Regions from separate parts of the Homo sapiens genome. Here region 1 is linked to region 2. Evidence: read pairs that join two places in POLR2A ChIA-PET (ENCODE). Cell type or tissue: Panc1. All regions are shown on one strand. Each heading gives the region's core, and the rest is flanking DNA. Links, peaks and the distances in the headings are about the cores only.

Region 1 (8,085 bases), core at 2,109-7,108, 160 kb before region 2:
CCATTTGGAATGTATGTGTCAGCCTGATAAAGCCTCTTCAAAAGATAGGTATTCTGCAGTTTTCACAGACTGAATTTTGTGGAAAGGCAAATGACTTGAACTGTTTCACTGACGTGTACTGCTCTACAGCTTTCCATTGAGTAAACCTTGATGAATTATGGAGCGATGGTAGAAACGTAGCATGAACAGCTAAGGAGGCACTCGTAAACAAATCCTTTTCTTAAATGGTTTTTGGTCACTTAATTTATGCTATATCTCTTTAACAGAATCTTTCAATATGGTTGTGCAAGGGCAAAATAAATTTTAATCTCCAAGTCAATGGCCACAAATATATTGGCACAGCTTAGTTGCATCAAGCTCTGTACAGAGTATAATGGAGCCTCGGGGGTGCTGCTCTAGTCAAGTGAAATGAGGAAATGTTTGGGCAGAGTGCTGGAGTAACTGCAGAACTGATCAGGAGTAAGGAAAAGCCCAGGCATCTAGCAGGTAGTTACCTTCTTCCACCTTCCAGTAAGCCGGAGTTGCGCTAGCCTCAGGCCGGTGGGGGTGGAAAGCCGGAGTGGGGGCACCTACTGCTCCTCAAGTGAGTTCACTTCACTTTCTGATCAAGCACAACAACTTCCTAAGAGCTTCACCACTGATCCTCCATGAACCTGATTTCAAGTCACCAAGTATCAAGCATCTGCTATGTATCATACTAGGTCTATGACACCACAAGTGAAATAGTCAGTGATTTTCACTATTTTAACGCATGCTACGACAGCCCTTTGTAATTGTGTTTTTCTGTTTTTGGCTCCTTGCGGTATACGAAACACATTCACAACATTCTTTTTAGGGGGACCTAAGCATCACATCTCCAGCCAGAAAACTGTCACAATATTGTGTGCAATGCTCTCCATGCGTCACAGACCAGGATGTGTTACCAGTAAAGACCTGTTTTAGTAAAATGATCAGTATTATTCACACCTGTCTTAAAACTGTGATTGTGATGTATAAAAAATACTATAAAGGAAACTTTTTTCTTTTTTTTTGAGACAGCCTCCCTCTGTTGCCCAGGCTGGAGTGCAGTGGTATGATCTTGTCTCACCGCAACCTCCACCTCCCAGGTTCAAGAGATTCTCCTGCCTCAGCCATCCGGGTAGCTGGGATTGCAGGTGCACGCCACCACACCCAGCTAGTTTTTACTTGTATTTTTAGTAGAGACGGGGTTTCATCACGTTGGCCAGGCTAATCTCGAACTCCTGACCTCAACTGATCCTCCCACCTCGGCCTCCCAAAGTGCTGGGATTACAGGTGTGAGCCACTGCACCAAGCCGGAAACTATTATTTTGTTTTTCATGGGAAAAAGAGGTGTGGCCTCTCTCTCATTTTAGTAAATTCTCTTAAAACAATAAATAAATAGTATATTAAGGAAAAAAGTAGGGCATACACATACATGAAAGCAGGAAAAATACTTTATGCTTACTATGAAATTCTGGACAGTTGACAAATCTGCCCATTTTTTGATAAAAGACAAAAACTAAGTCTCTGCACCTTGAAATATCTGGTTTAAACAAAGGGTAGCTCACTCTTCTAAATACACCTAGGACTTCTACTTTCAGTTGAATTGTAAACTGCTGGTACTTTTGCTTAATTCCATTTATAATAAGCCCTCAACCCCCAGGGCCTGAAAGTGAAATTCTGTTCACAATGTCTCTGCCTCCTAGTAACATCTGAAAAACGTACTATGCCTATGAGATAGTGACCAGTCCTATACGTGTGAGGATTACTTGTGGCCAGACTTCTCAGCAGGTGGCTCATCAACGTGCTTTTGTTTAGTTATGAAATTGTGAAGCCAGGGAAACCCTAACTTTCTGTTCATGAACCAAATGAAAGCAAAGACCAAGATACTACCAAATTGCACTCATGGTTGAAACTTTACATCTATTTGAAGGCTTCTTTTTAATATACTTTTTCAGAAAATTTAAGGGACATAGAAATATGATTCCATGAAGAACATGGCACCTCCAAAAAGAATGAGAAAAAAAAAATCCCACTGGCTAAAAAGCAAACTTTTATTAGTTGAACTTTTAGTTGGAATGAGAAACCACACATTTTTTCATAGGTGCTGGAGCAAATGTCTATAGCAAATATACTACAATTTCCAGAAAATACATATATATTAGTGTTGTGGGTGCAAGGAAACATGCCGTGAATAGAAAATAAGGTCAGAGCGGGCATCCTGCCATAGGACCCTTGAAGGCAGTGTCTAAAAAACTTACATGCTGCTTCAAGCACTGTTCACAGATTTTTGACTAAATCATCATTTCTAATCTTATTTTCTATTACCAGAGTGTATTTATTAAATGTGCAAAAGTCAAGGGATCAACAATCAAAATGTGGTTTAAAAATTCAACAACAAAAAAAAACACGTTAATAGGTCACAAGATCAGATTGGGTGAAAGTTTGATGGGCTACTTTAAGCAAACTTGGGGTGAATGCACAGTACCGTATGAAGGCACTGATTCTCTGGTATCATTTTCTCCACATAACACCTGGCTGCCTAGATAAAGAGTAAAATGACAAAGCTTTCACTATGATGTTTGAATTACTCCTTCCCTCTAACCCACAACACCTGTGTGTCCATAACAGCGCCTACTTACTATGATCAATATAAAACGTTCGGCCATCCAAGTGAATTCTTTCTTCCCAGCCAGGCTAGTATCCGGGGAAGGAAGGGAGAGAGAAAATATAAACATTAGCTAGGAGTTCTGAAATCAAAGGCAACATTTAAAAACTATAGAACACCTCTGTACTCTTTTCTGCTAGGGTACATTTATGCATTGAGCGTGAACTAAATATGAACATTTCAAGTTAACTCTTGACCATGTCTAGCAACACGCTTTATCACATGCTCAGGTCTCAGATGCGCTGACTGTATGAAGAACCGGAAATGGGCTGCTAGCTCAAAAGCTTCAAAGGGAAACCGCAGCATTCCATGGAACAGTGGAGTTTGAAGTTGAGTACCATTTAATTAAATAAATACTGAGTACTAAAGGAAAGGAAGAGGGGGTTAATATAAAAATGTTAGACATGGTTAACTGTATTTGTGTTGTCCAGGCAGTTGATGATCTAATATTGGTATTATCCACCATGAACTTTTGCTAGTCAAGCTCAGGAACTAAACAGATTTGGAGAATTTTTTCAAGATAAAGCTGGTATGCCCTCATTATCTGAACTATCCATATTTGCTATCTGAACCTCAGGAATCCAACAGATTCAGAAAAAAATGCTTTCTTTTGTTTTCTAAACTAACTCTCTGGTTCTTTCTATTTGAACCCAGGAACCAAACAGATTTGGTGTGGGATACCTGTATAACCTAATGAATAATGATTGAACCTTAACCTTCGCAGCCTCCAATGTTGCCCTAATATACCAGGCAACAAAAAGGTTCTTACACTTGGAAAACAACAACAAAAATTCCCATTTAAAAATAGCCTTGGAGTCCAACCACTGCCCTGTCACCCCCTACGGCTTTTTCAAACTGAGAGTGAGTTGTTGAGGAGGATGTATGTGAAGGTTTCATTCAAAATCCAATTTTAAGTATATAGCTCAACTCCTACTGAGCCGTCACCAACAAGGGAGAAAAAAACTTTAAAAATCTGCAGGTTAAATGACTTATAGAAACTTTCTATGATTAATTAGGCCTTCTTCTCCCATACTATTTTCATTATTTTTGTTCTGATGACTTAATCAGCAATATGACTGAAACTCAGTGGTTGCTAAGTTACAAAATGAATGAGTGCCACTTAAATTGTCACCTGCAGAGAACGTCTCTTGAACATCCTGTGTACAAGGTCTATCTTCTGCTAGAAGCTAGCAATTCAGAAACCTCTTTCATAAGTACTGGATATCACATGAACTATAATGTATGACTACAATTCAGCTAAACACCCAATTCTGTTAAGAAACACAAACCAATGAGATCCACAAAGCCTGGAGATAGAGAAGGTCCACAGGGCCTCTCCATCAACATTGAGCGGATAAAGGAACACACATATTCAGACCATTCCATGTGTCTCCAGTGTACTCACAGGAAGGGGGCCAAGGTCATTGGGGTTTAAAGATGTCTTTGACCGCATATGTACTGGAAATTTCAAACGTGGATCTTCCTGCAAGAAAAATGTAAAAGACAGTAGATGCTAAGTGGAAGTATCTGTGTGCAGTTACTGGGTGCTTTTCTTCTTGAGCTGTTTGTTTCAAGGCAACCAGGCTGTCCATGCCTGGAGCGTGAGATGGGTCCCATCTCTGTTTTGTACAGGAAGCCTGGCTGACTGTCTCTCGAGACAGACTGTACTCTTCCTTCTTGTGCTTGGTGGAGAGAGGAGAGTAAGAATATTTACATGAAAGGTTAACCATTTCCCTGAGACCTTGAGAAGGGGAAGGGGAAGAGAGTCCCAGCAGTGATGTTACTAGGGAAACCAGAATGGAGGGTGCCAGTGAATGTGGCACAAAGAGGGAGTGGGGACAACGGTTTCGAAATCTCTCCATGGGTCCCGAGCTCCCGGTGAGGGGAGCCAGCCTAACACGTTAGGGAATAGGCCTCCCTGCCACACCCTCCTCCAGCACTTGTGCTCCCCTCCACTCCTTCTGAACTCAGCAGAGAATGTCAATCTGGTCTGTGAAGTCACGTGGCTACTCCAGGGAGAGTCGCTTTCATCAGGCAAACTCACAAAGTTATGATACAACTTTACTGAGATTCTTGACCAAGTTCTGCAGATTAAGTTCTCATTTATGTCTTAATATTTAAACGTTTACAAAATTTTTTTCTTAAAGCATAAGCTTCATAAGATACCACAGAGAATCAACAAAAGAGAAATATGTACTCTGACAACCTGGGTCAGGCTGCATGATTTATGAGGCATGGTCAGATGTAAAATCCTGCAACAGACCCTTGGTAGGAGGTTGGGCACATGGTCTGTTTCTTTAGATGAGGAAATGGAGTTTCAGAGAGAACAGGAAGTTGCCCAAAGATTATGACCCAGAGTCCAGGAGCTGACTCTCACTTATGTAGACCCAGTTAAAATGCAGTGTAGGCCGGGCACGATGGCTCATGCCTGTAATCCCAGCACTTTGGGAGGCTGAGGAGGTCAGGAGTTTGAGACCAGCCTGGCCAACATGGTGAAACTCCGTTCCTACTAAAAATACAAAAATTTCCCGGGTGTGGTGTGTGCCTGTAGTCCCAGCTACTCGGGAGGCTGAGTTAGGAGAATTGCTTGAACCCGGAAAGTAGAGGTTGCAGTGAGCCGAGATTGTGCCACTGAACTCCAGGCTGGGCAACAGAGTGAGACTCCGTCTCAAAAAAAAAAAAAAAAAAAAAAAGAAAAAAAAGAAAAAGAAATGCAGTGTAAGGCCAGATGCAGTGGCTCACACTTGTAATCTCAGCACTTTGGGAGGCCAAGGCGGGAGGACTGCTTGAGCCCAGGAGTTCGAGACCATCCTGGGCAACAAAGCAAAACCATATCTCTGCAAAAAACACAAAAAGTTAGCTGAGTGTGGTGGTGCATGCCTGCCTTAGCTACCTGAAAGGCTGAGGTGGGAGGATCACCTGAGCCTAGGAGGTCAAGGCTGCAGTGAGCCGTAAACTGTGATTGTGCCATTGTACTCCAGCCTGGGTGATGCAGTGAGTCTTGCCTCCAAAAACATAAAAAGGAGAATCCATATCTTTATACTCAAAAAAAAAACCACTATCAACCAAATAAGCTTAAGATTAAAAAAAGTAAACTGTGAAGACATTTGATATCAGCTTCATTCAATTTTATAATAGGGCCTTTGCTGCTGCCAAATTACTAGATTTTTCTGCTTCCCAAGTCAACCGTGTAAGTCATAGTATCACTGAATCATAATCATAGATCTTGGGAACTGGCAAGAATCAAAAAAGACCACGAACAACAAAAATCAACCCTTGCTTCTTGCTAGCTAGGTGAACTTTTAAATGAAGAAAGAAATCCTGTTAGCAGTTTGTGATGCATATTGACCCTGAACCCAATATATTTTTTTAAAAGGCTAAGCAGAGGCACAAAATAATCCAGTATTCTGCAGTACACTGACATACACAGAACATAAAGAAATATGCTAAGCTGATTTAGGATTGAGAAGGTCCAAGAAGCTGATAATCTGGTAAACATTCATGACTGGTTAACTACAGACAGAGGAAAAACTGAAAGCACTGAATTTCTCAAAAGCTACCCACTCAATGCTAACTCTGATCCGGACCAGGTAACGCCACAACCAGCGGGGGACCCTTGGGCTTCCACCTAGCCTATGACCATGCCAGATTTAGAGAAAGCTGAGGACTGCTATTACATGAAAGAGGGCAGGGCTTCTGAATGCTACACACAAGGCCAGCCTGACCTTGGAATCACATGTAGGCTACCGTGAAAGACAATCAGCCCTATTGGTAAAAGGCTGGTGATTTAAAGGGGGGGGGGGGGCGGGGGGGGCCGTAGCGTGAAAAGAAGCTGAAATTAGAGAAAAGTGTCAGGGAGGCAGTGAGGGGCAGAGCATGAAGTATAAAGTCAACCGAATTTCAAAGATCTGCTAAAGTGGCCTTGCATGGAAACCTAGACTTCATAGACTGTGAGGGCCAGAGGCCTTGAGGCTTATAATATTATTTTATCAAAAATAATAAAAATAATGGCAGCAGCTGCCATGAATCAGCTCTGAGGGCTAAGGCTAGTGGTCACCCTCAAGCCCTGACTCCCACCGAGCCACTCAAGGAGGCAGGCATCTCTCCTTAGTTGCCAGGGCACATGAAGTGGCGGTCAAGGCTCTCTATTAGTTATGGACAACTTCAGAGCTGATGAGAAAGTGGAATACTAACGAGGGCTCTGATGCAATGAAAATAAATGATCCAACGCATAAAGTGTGCCTGGTTGTTTCTTCCTTTCTTCAGTTTCATAACGGGAACTCTTTCATGTGTAATATAAAATTGCTTCCCTCCATCAAGTTCAAAGTGTTTTTAAACAGGATGCAAAGAGCAGTATCTTTTTAAAAAGGGCTTTCCTAATTCAAAATATATAAAACACAGGGATTAAAAAAAAGTGCCTTTTTTCTTTATCTTTTCCATCCTGGAAGAGACCAGCAACCACACCTAGAGTAATAAGTTTCATTAGTTTGAACTTGGATGGAAAACAAACCTGCAACTTAACTAGGGTGTAATCTTTCTTGCTACAAAAGCAAGCCCATGCTTCATCCTGTGAAAGGCACAAATATACTAATATGCGTTGAACATCCCTCACCCATAATGCTTGGGGACCAGAGGGGCTTTGAATTTCAAAATATTTGCAGTTATACTTACCACTTCAGCATCCCTAATCTGAGAATCTGAAATGCTCCAATAAGCATTTATTGCTTGAGTGTCATGTCAGTGCTTACAAGGTTTCAGACTTTGGATCATTTTGGATTTTGAATCTTTAAACTAGGGATACTCAACCCGTATACACGTGCTCTGAGCTGCTGAGGATGGAACATCCCTCCTTGGTACATCCCTCCCAAGCCCCTGGTCTCCAGCATGCATTCCCTGAAAGGCCTGACCCAGGCGGGGAACAAAGCCAATCTTTCTTTCTTTCTTTGAATGAAGCTAAACTTGGCCTGGCAGGGTGTCTCATGCCCATAATCCCAGCACTTTGGGAGGCCGAAGCGGCAGGATCACTTGAGGTCAGGAGTTCGAGACCAGCCTAGCCAACATGGTGAAACCCTGTCTGTGCTAAAAAAAACAAAAAACAAAAAACAACAAAAATTAGCTGGTGTGGTGGCATGTGCCTGTAATCCCAGCTACTCAGGAGGCTGAGGCAAGAGAATCGCATGAACCCGGGAGACAGAGGTTGCACTGAGCTGAGATTGTGCCATTACACTCCAGCCTGGGCAAGAGTGAGACTCCGTCTCAAAAACAAAAAAAATAATAATTAAAAAAAAGAGAATGAGGCCAAACTTTATCCAAATACTGATGGCATACTGCCTTCAGTATCTGTGTGTGTGTAAAAGGTCATCTTTCATGACATATTTCAATAAATTTTTTAATTTCTCAATGTATAGAGGGGAAAT
Region 2 (8,085 bases), core at 1,180-6,179:
ATAATGGAGGTAAAAGGTAAGCTAAGAAGTATAAATCATAGGTTCTCACTCAAAGAGGTAACTTTAATATCTAAATCTAAAATAAACCCTTCCAGTAGTAAATGCAATACAGATTCTTCACAAGAAAAGTGTATGTACATCTCCTGTATACAGACACACTTACACATATACATACTTAGTTAGAAGAAAAGAAAATAAACACTCATGAGCCTGCTTCTCTGAGGTAATGCTACTAATACATTAGGGCATTAATACCCTTCAGACCTTCATCTATATTTCTGTATTATGTGTTTCCTAAGATGAGATCAAATTATACAAACCAATCTACAATTTACTTTTCATTCTATGTTATAAAATGTTTCCATAACATTAAATACTTATCTGTAACATCATTTCTAATGGCTTTATACTATTCCATTATAAAGATATACCATTATTAAGCTAATTTAGGGTGCTTCAACTTTTTCATTATAAGCAATGCTTCATCTTAATAACTAATTCTTTAGGTATATGACACACACACACTCTCTTTGGATAGATAAGGATAAAATATAACTTCATACTTCCTTAGGAGAGTTTCTTTGCATGAAGTGTGTTTGCTAGATAACAGGCATGCACACTCTTCCTTCTATGTATTTGATACTTTGAACAATATGTTAATTGAAGAAAATTTAGAAATTCAGAAAAAGCAAATATAACTTATACTCCTACCACCCTAACATAATGTTAATAGTTTGCATACCCTCTCCAGTCTTTTCTAATTATATCTTTTTTCCCTAAAAACGATTTGGAATACTTGGTTTGGTTTGACTGGAGTTTTGATTCTTTTTTAGAGAATTCCACATAAGAGATTCCATTTACCTACTTCAATAACATGGATCGTAAAACTCTTATTCAATAAAGATATGAAATAGAAGATACTTGACTTCTGCTGGATGACCCAATGTGGAAAGAGGAAGGGATGAAGTAAGGAGAGAAAGGTGGGGATGGAGGAAAAGGAGAAGGGATCGAGGTGTGCCCACCGCTGTGGGTCACGGGCTTCACTATGAGCTATCACTACCTCTGAAGTCACTCAGTGACCATTAGTTACAACAGACGAGTTCATGTGAAGAAAAAAGCCAAAACCACTGGCCAGAGAGGAAATCACCCTGGGCTGACCAGGATGTGTGCAAGGCCCCACTTCAACACACCTGAATTCTGATTTACACGTTCGTTATTGGAATTGAGGGCTGCTAACTCCTTAAGCTGGCTGCCAGCAGATGCACTTGTTCTGAACTTGGACAGCCCCCTAGAGAGCCCAAAACTCACAACAGTCTAGCTGTACAGGTTAAATACGCCCAAGGAAAATCGAGGGTTTTAAAACATAGCCATTTATACTCTAGGCTCATTGTTTGTAAGTTATTTTCTTCCTCCAGGTGTATTATTTCAACTCCTGGGGTGTAAAGGTCACTGCCTGTGGTTTGGGTTTTGGAAGAGACGTACCCCAGAGCACACCAGGGCTATGGAGTTCAAGTGGGGAATGCACCAGCTGGGGCTGAACTTTTAAAGACAAAAGATCCTGTTGCTGCCTTTCAAACAGCAGGCTTAGCAGACAGAGAGAAAGGCAGCGACAACCTGACGTGGGCTTTATAAAGTCTAAAAATAGGTACTTGCAGCAGAATGGTTTCTTTAGAGAACAATTTTAAAGATTCCCAGGAGGTGTCAGCTGTTCACCAGATATTGGATGAGGATAAAGGCTTTTGGAGCTGTCAGGGGATCACAAAGCCCACGGTGAGGGCCCCCGAGACAGGTGAAGAAAAGGTCTTGGTTCAAAATCCTGCTCATGACAAAGTGGCCCGGGAGAGAAGATCTCTGATTCAGGACAGCAGCACTCAACAGGAGCTAAGAATCCACTCCTGGCTTCTACCTTGCCACACAGACTAACTGGAAGACTATTAGGCCATGCAATCATTTTCTCTAGAAAGACAATGAATTAACCCACTTTCAAGACTAACAACTACAGATTACTTGTGAAGAGACAGTCTTCTCCATAATGCAGGCATTAATATGCATCTGCTTAGCTTCCATTATTCAAAAACAATGTTGGAGGCAGGTAGGTTAGTGCAAAGCCCTGGCCACCAATGTGCTGTTATATGGAAAGTCAAGGGCAGAAGCTGTGGGACCAGAGCAACACAGGGCTTGAGAGTGTACTGGGGCCAGATTCAAATTGGACGTGCCCCACGGCACACTGGAATACAGGCCAGGACAGAATTAGGAGCCCCAAGGCTAGTCCTGCCTCCCCATGTCACTTCAGGTCCTTGAGGGAACAAGCAGCCTCCCAGACTCTGTTTCCCAGTCTGCAGAGGTGGACCCACTCGGTGGTTCCTGACCCTGGCCACCCACATCTCACTCCAGGCCAAGGAAGTCACTTGCTTTGGACTGAGTCTTGGCAACAATATGTTTTTGGAGCTCCCAGGTGACGCTAATGCTGGGACAGGCTTGAGCACCACTGGTGCTAGGGTCCCTTTGAGCCCTATGTTCTGTATGCACATTTTCACTCATCTCCGTTTTCTCCCAGTAGGCCAGTGAAGAGGTGTCTGATGAAAGGAGAAATGAGGTGCTGGAGGACCGTCCTGTGGGGTGGCCTGGGCATCAGGCACAGGTCCTGGTCTCAGCTGGACTATCGCTGAACAGAGGCGTTGGCCGCACATCCCCTTGGAAGGACTCTTTGCTTCCACATTCGGAACACTGTCCTGCTTTTGTTCAAACTCCTTTCTTTTAGCCCTCAAAATACATCTCACATCCCTACCATGAAGTTTTCCCTGGATCAAATGGAGGCAAAGTAGCGAAAAATGCAAACAAGAGATAACAGAGACTCAAGCACATTCCCAGCTCTTTAGAAAGTTAGAACTGAAGCTTCCTGAGCTAGCAGCACATTCATATTCTCTCTCCCTTGAACTCAGACCAAAGAGAAATGAAATGCACATGGGGGTGGGGGGCGGTGGTGAGGATTTTCTGATGTTTAATGTGATTTCCATATTTGCTTTCAGAATACAAGTTCCGTCTGCTTCTTTTTTTATGAGAAAAGGAAATCGTGCATTTAATCGTCTTTGAATATTACTAATTTTATATTTCAAGTATCTGGTAATTTGATTTTCATAATTAATCTTAACACGTATTCAGAACACAAAAAAACTCAATACCATGTGAAGAGAAGGGAAACAAAAAAAGTCCTATTTTCATCTACTACAGAAAATATTAAGTCAAAGGTTTATATGTAGTGAAGCATACTGGATTTAAATCCTAATCATGTATTTTTTAGATTTAAATTTTTTCTTTATTGCTCTTCTGATTTATAAGAACCTAAGAAAAGGGTTTCCCTTCTTACTCCTTCTTCCCCGGTCCCTGCCCTCTGCTGATTTTCCTTCCAAAGGCTGCCCTTCTTACCCATCCCCTGCCCTCCAGTACCCCACCTGCCTGGTTCAGTGATTCAGTGAGCAATAAGTGCAGAAAGCCAATGCCCAGAAGATTAACACAAACTTGTCAGGTTGTCACAAAGTTTTTCTGGGTTCTCCAGGCCCCTCTAGAGCCAGCTCATTTGAAGCAGACAACTGCTGGCCAACAAAGACTGGAAGCCACGGAGACAAAGGAAACCCATTTTTCTGAAGACCCTCCGTGGGGTCTTGAAAAGCCTGTGCACTAGGCTTCATGCTCGGCCCTTCCTACTGAGTGGCCTTCTCCACTGCCTGCTGCTTAAAGGCTTTCCAAGCACCTATTAATTTCAAAGATCACTTTCCTGCGTGAAGACATGCCTGAGAGCATGAACAAGAGTTCTCAGACTGAAAGCAGAAAACCAAGATTCTTAATTAAATGATCAAGTGAGAACCCGATCATTTACTGGTGGTGTAGACCAGTGGCTCCCAGCTCTGGCTTTCATTCCAATCACCTGAGGAGCTGGAAATGCCAGGGCTGCAGACCAGCTGAATCAGAAGGCCTGGAGGCAGGGCCTCAGCATACCAGGTGACTGGCGTGCAGTGAGCATGAGAAGAGAGTCTATGCAAGCATACCGGAATGCAGCTCCAACTCCGGCACTTAAGTCTGCTGTGACTTCAGCAAGATGCCTAACCTTTCTCATCCTCCATTTTTCTCATCTGGAAAATGCCAATAATAATCCTTACCTCCTAAGAGTGATTGATGACTATGATTTAATTATGCCATATAAAGCTACAGTGTCTCAAAATACAGTAGGTCTCAGCCTCTGCTGCCTCATGTATAAAATGCCAATCAGAATAGAGAGAATGATCTGCTGGGAGTGTGAAAAGGAAATGAAGACAGAAGGGAGTGTGACTCACACATTATAAAAAAAATATGAATTCACGATGGGCTAGAGGCCAATTTACAGAACATCCCATTCTCCTGCTCACATCAGGGGTAACTCAACACAGCCCAATAAAATACAGGCCGTAAGCTCTGCAGGAGCCACCATCTCTCTCTGCAAATGCCAGCCTAGGGCTGACATCCAATGGAGAAAATCAGGCTGAGAATAAAACCTGCAGAGGGCAGAGGGAGTGGGGGAGAGAAGGAGAAGGGATGCTGATATCTCAACACAGGTTCAAACTGTTGTTTAATGGACGCTTTTCTGTTGTTTCTAATCTGCGACTCCGTCAACTAGGGAATGTATGTTCTTGTGCATCCTTCTCTGTTCCCGTGTGCATACGTATCCTTCTCTGTGTGCGTGTGCATATGTATCCTTCTCTGTGCGCGTGTGCATACGTATCCTTCTCTGTATGCGTGTGCATATGTATCTGTTGCATCCTTCTCTGTACGTGTGCATATGTATCTGCTGCATGAACTGGCAGAACTGGGAGTGCTGGGTCTAAGAGTACAGGCATTCATCATTTTATTTTACTTTTTAATTTTAATTTTAATTTTTTTTTTTTGAGACAGAGTTTTGCTCTTTTTGCCCAGCCTGGAGTGCAATGGCGCGATCTTGGCTCACTGCAACCTCTGCCTCCTGGGTTCAAGCGGTTCTCCTGCCTCAGCCTCCCGAGTAGCTGGGATTACAGGCATGCACCACCACACCCGGCTAATTTTGTATTTTTAGTAGAGATGGGGTTTCACTATGTTGGCCAGGCTGGTCTCGAACTCCTGACCTCAGGTGATCCACCCGCCTAGGCCTCCCAAAGTGTTGGGATTACAGGCGTGAGCCACAGCACCCAACCAGGCATTTGTCATTTTTATACATATTTCCAAATAGCTAGAGGTTGTACCCACTTAATTGCCCTCCAATGATAGTTTAAGGGTAGCTGTGATAGAAACTGGTAGTATGTTCCTGCTTGTCTGTTTTTACACTTTATATAATATACATATATTTTAGGACATATTCATCAGTGTGGTCATTCATAGCTTCTCCAGTTTGGGGTTGATGAAATGAAACTGCTTTAAGCCTCTTTTTTAAAGACGTGTGGACACCGGGAGTTTTAAAGTGTTTCATACGGAACAGGTACCATTCCCTTTGAAATCTGTTTCTACTAATGGTGCTAATTCCAAGCTCCCTACCAAAAGCTTACAGGGAAGTGAGCTACAGTCTGGGGTAATCCAGCTCCCACGGTCCGATCACAATTAAGACCTCCCTGTCATTCCTGTGGCACTAAATGCTAACCAGGAACCTGTGCCCACTGTTCAGCTGCACATTTGCACCATACTGCTGCTACAAGTACAGTGCCTTGAGAGCAAGGACCATGACTAACGCCGTGCACGCCTGGTGCTGATGAAACTGTAAACAAATGGCCTAATTCACCCTCCCTCGCAGGGTTAGGTCCTGTTTGGGAAAAAGGGTGAGCAGCACTTAGGAGAACACTTTCTTTTCTTTTCTTTTTTTTTTTTGAGATGGAGTCTCGCTCTGTCGCCCAGGCTGGAGTGCAGTGGTGCCATCTCGGCTCCCTGCAAGCTCCACCTCCTGCGTTCACGCCATTCTCCTGCTTCAGCCTCCCAAGTAGCTGGGACTACAGGCGCCCGCCGCCATGCCCAGCTAATTTTTTGTATTTTTAGTAGAGACGGGGTTTCACCGTGTTAGCCAGGATGGTCTCGATCTCCTGACCACGTGATCCGCCTACCTCAGCCTCCCAAAGTGCTGGGATTACAAGCGTGAGCCACCACGCCCAGACAGGAGAACACTTTCTTAAACCCAAAAACCAAGACTTCATGAACAAACATTTCTGGACTACACTGTGTTAATCCTTTACAGAAACTTTATGAACTGATCGGTTTCTCTGGAAAACTTCTCCAAGCCACCACTCCAGGGATGGCTTAGGAGGTAGGATAATAATCCCTACCTCCTAAGATGACGGATGCTAGTGCCCGGCATGATTGACTCCAGGTGCCCAGCAAGGCCTCTCGGTAATCTCAGCAGCACCTCCAGTGAGGCTCATCAAAACCATCTCTGCTCCATTTCAAAACCACACCAAGCAGGCTGCTGGTGGAAACCAAGAGCAGGAGAGGAGGGTAGAGAATCCCATGACTTCAGAACGTTTCTCCTACAAGACGTGACCCCACAACATGGCAATTCCTAAAAGAATGGTGACACTAAAGCCAGACACCCCTACCAGGACACCCTCATTCCCTCCTACCAACAGATTACATCCTTAAGGCCACAAAACACAAGCCCACTTCCTTTAAGTAATGGGGCGCGATCTCGGGTCACTGCAACCTCCACCTCCCAGGTTCTCGCCATTCTCCTGCCTCAGCCTCCTGAGTAGCTGGGACTACAGGCACCCGCCACCACGCCTGGCTAATTTTCTCTATTTTTAGTAGAGACGGGGTTTCACCATGTTAGCCAGGATGGCCTTGATCTCCTGACCTCATGATCCGCCCGCCTTGGCCTCCCAAAGTGCTGGGATTACAGGCGTGAGCCACCATGCCTGGCCTTAGAAGTCTTAACAGCGGAAGTTAAAATAAACAAAATAGGCTGTAAATAGGAAAGAGGGTAGAAGTTAAACAAAAATAATTCAAAATTAATCATGTTTCCACCTGCAATGTTCAGGATAACAAAAAGTCTTTTTTGCAAACTTACGGTGAACCAAGTAAAAACTTGGGTAACTGAAATCCGATGAAGCGATCTGAAATGACACCCACAAGTGCACGAAAAAGCTATTTACAGGCCCATGCGTGCAGCATGGAGCTTCGAAGTGAATACTCAATCAACTCGGTAAGATGCAACATGAAAAGCTATCTCCAAGGAGGGGGGTGCTGCAGGTGAGCAGCTGGCTCAGAGCCCAGGTGAAGAGTGTTTGTTCTACCTAGCCAGAGGGCAGGTTGAAAGAGGACATGGCCTATTAATGTGCAGCTCAAGAAACACTTTAAGAACCGGCACAAATGCCACTCTCTGGGCAAATGTTTGTAGCAAGGACAGCTGGCAGGGTACAGGTAACCGTCTACTCCTGTGTTGTGCCAAACCCGTATTAACTTCAACAGGGACAGCACCAAGTTGAAGAAGCCAAAGAAGAGACCCAGAGCTAACAAACAAGGCACAGGGTTTATTTGGAGGAACTTATTTATAGGGTGGCCCAGTGGCTCTGGGCTGGACAGCAGAACTTCAACTGCTTGTAAAAAGCATGCAGCTTATACAGCACCTTCACTTAGCACCCTCCTCCCAGCAACCTCCATGTGGCAACCCTCATTTCTTCAGTGACTGCTGTCCGGTGTGTCTGCCATAAGGGCCATTCTCAGGGTGTGCTGAAGTTACTGCTGTCAGACACTTCTCCCATACAACCTGAAGCATTATTCTTATGGGAAGATGTGGTCCCAGTGACAACCCAGGTTACCAGGAAGAAGCCTCCTCAGGCCAGGTCTCCTATGACAGGGGACCCAGCAGTGAGGGAGGAGAGGGAGTATCTTTCAAGGTACCTTCCTCTGCAGTTGGCCAAACACTTAAAATAAAGGAATGCAGAATTTAAGCTCTGAGCAGTCAGGACCTCCCTGCATAGTGCATAGAACACTACAGGGGCAGAAATATCTGAGAAACCAAGGCACAGGCCAGGCGCAGTGGCTCACGCCTGTAATCCCAGCACTTTGGGAGGCCAAGGTGGGTAGATCACTTGAGGACAG

The links. ChIA-PET counts read pairs that join two places held together with the same protein. Peaks named below come from ENCODE experiments on the same cell type or tissue, not always from the same donor. Only the 100,000 strongest peaks of a DNase experiment are listed, where the experiment ranks them.
Region 1: POLR2A ChIA-PET joins it to region 2 with 7 read pairs; 2 of 35 experiments call an interaction of 5 or more read pairs at or near these places.

Annotation. Positions count from the first base shown.
Region 1 is chr18:58,345,603-58,353,687 of GRCh38, reverse strand. It overlaps NEDD4L (NEDD4 like E3 ubiquitin protein ligase), which reads right to left. Exons shown (of 31, transcript NM_001144967.3): 17 at 4,074-4,151; 18 at 2,643-2,697. Among named protein-coding and RNA genes, the nearest start is that of MIR122HG, 97 kb to the left of the region's middle. RefSeq lists an enhancer at 3,715-3,774. In Panc1, for the core only: no CTCF peak of the experiment used is centred there; no DNase peak of the experiment used is centred there.
Region 2 is chr18:58,182,708-58,190,792 of GRCh38, reverse strand. All of the region lies in intron 2 of NEDD4L (NEDD4 like E3 ubiquitin protein ligase), which reads right to left. It overlaps LOC105372143 (a long non-coding RNA gene), which reads left to right. Exons shown (of 3, transcript NR_188086.1): 3 at 834-959. Among named protein-coding and RNA genes, the nearest start is that of NEDD4L, 140 kb to the right of the region's middle. In Panc1, for the core only: no CTCF peak of the experiment used is centred there; DNase peaks (open chromatin) are centred at 4,152 and 5,742; H3K4me3 peaks cover 556 bases; H3K27ac peaks cover 2,195 bases.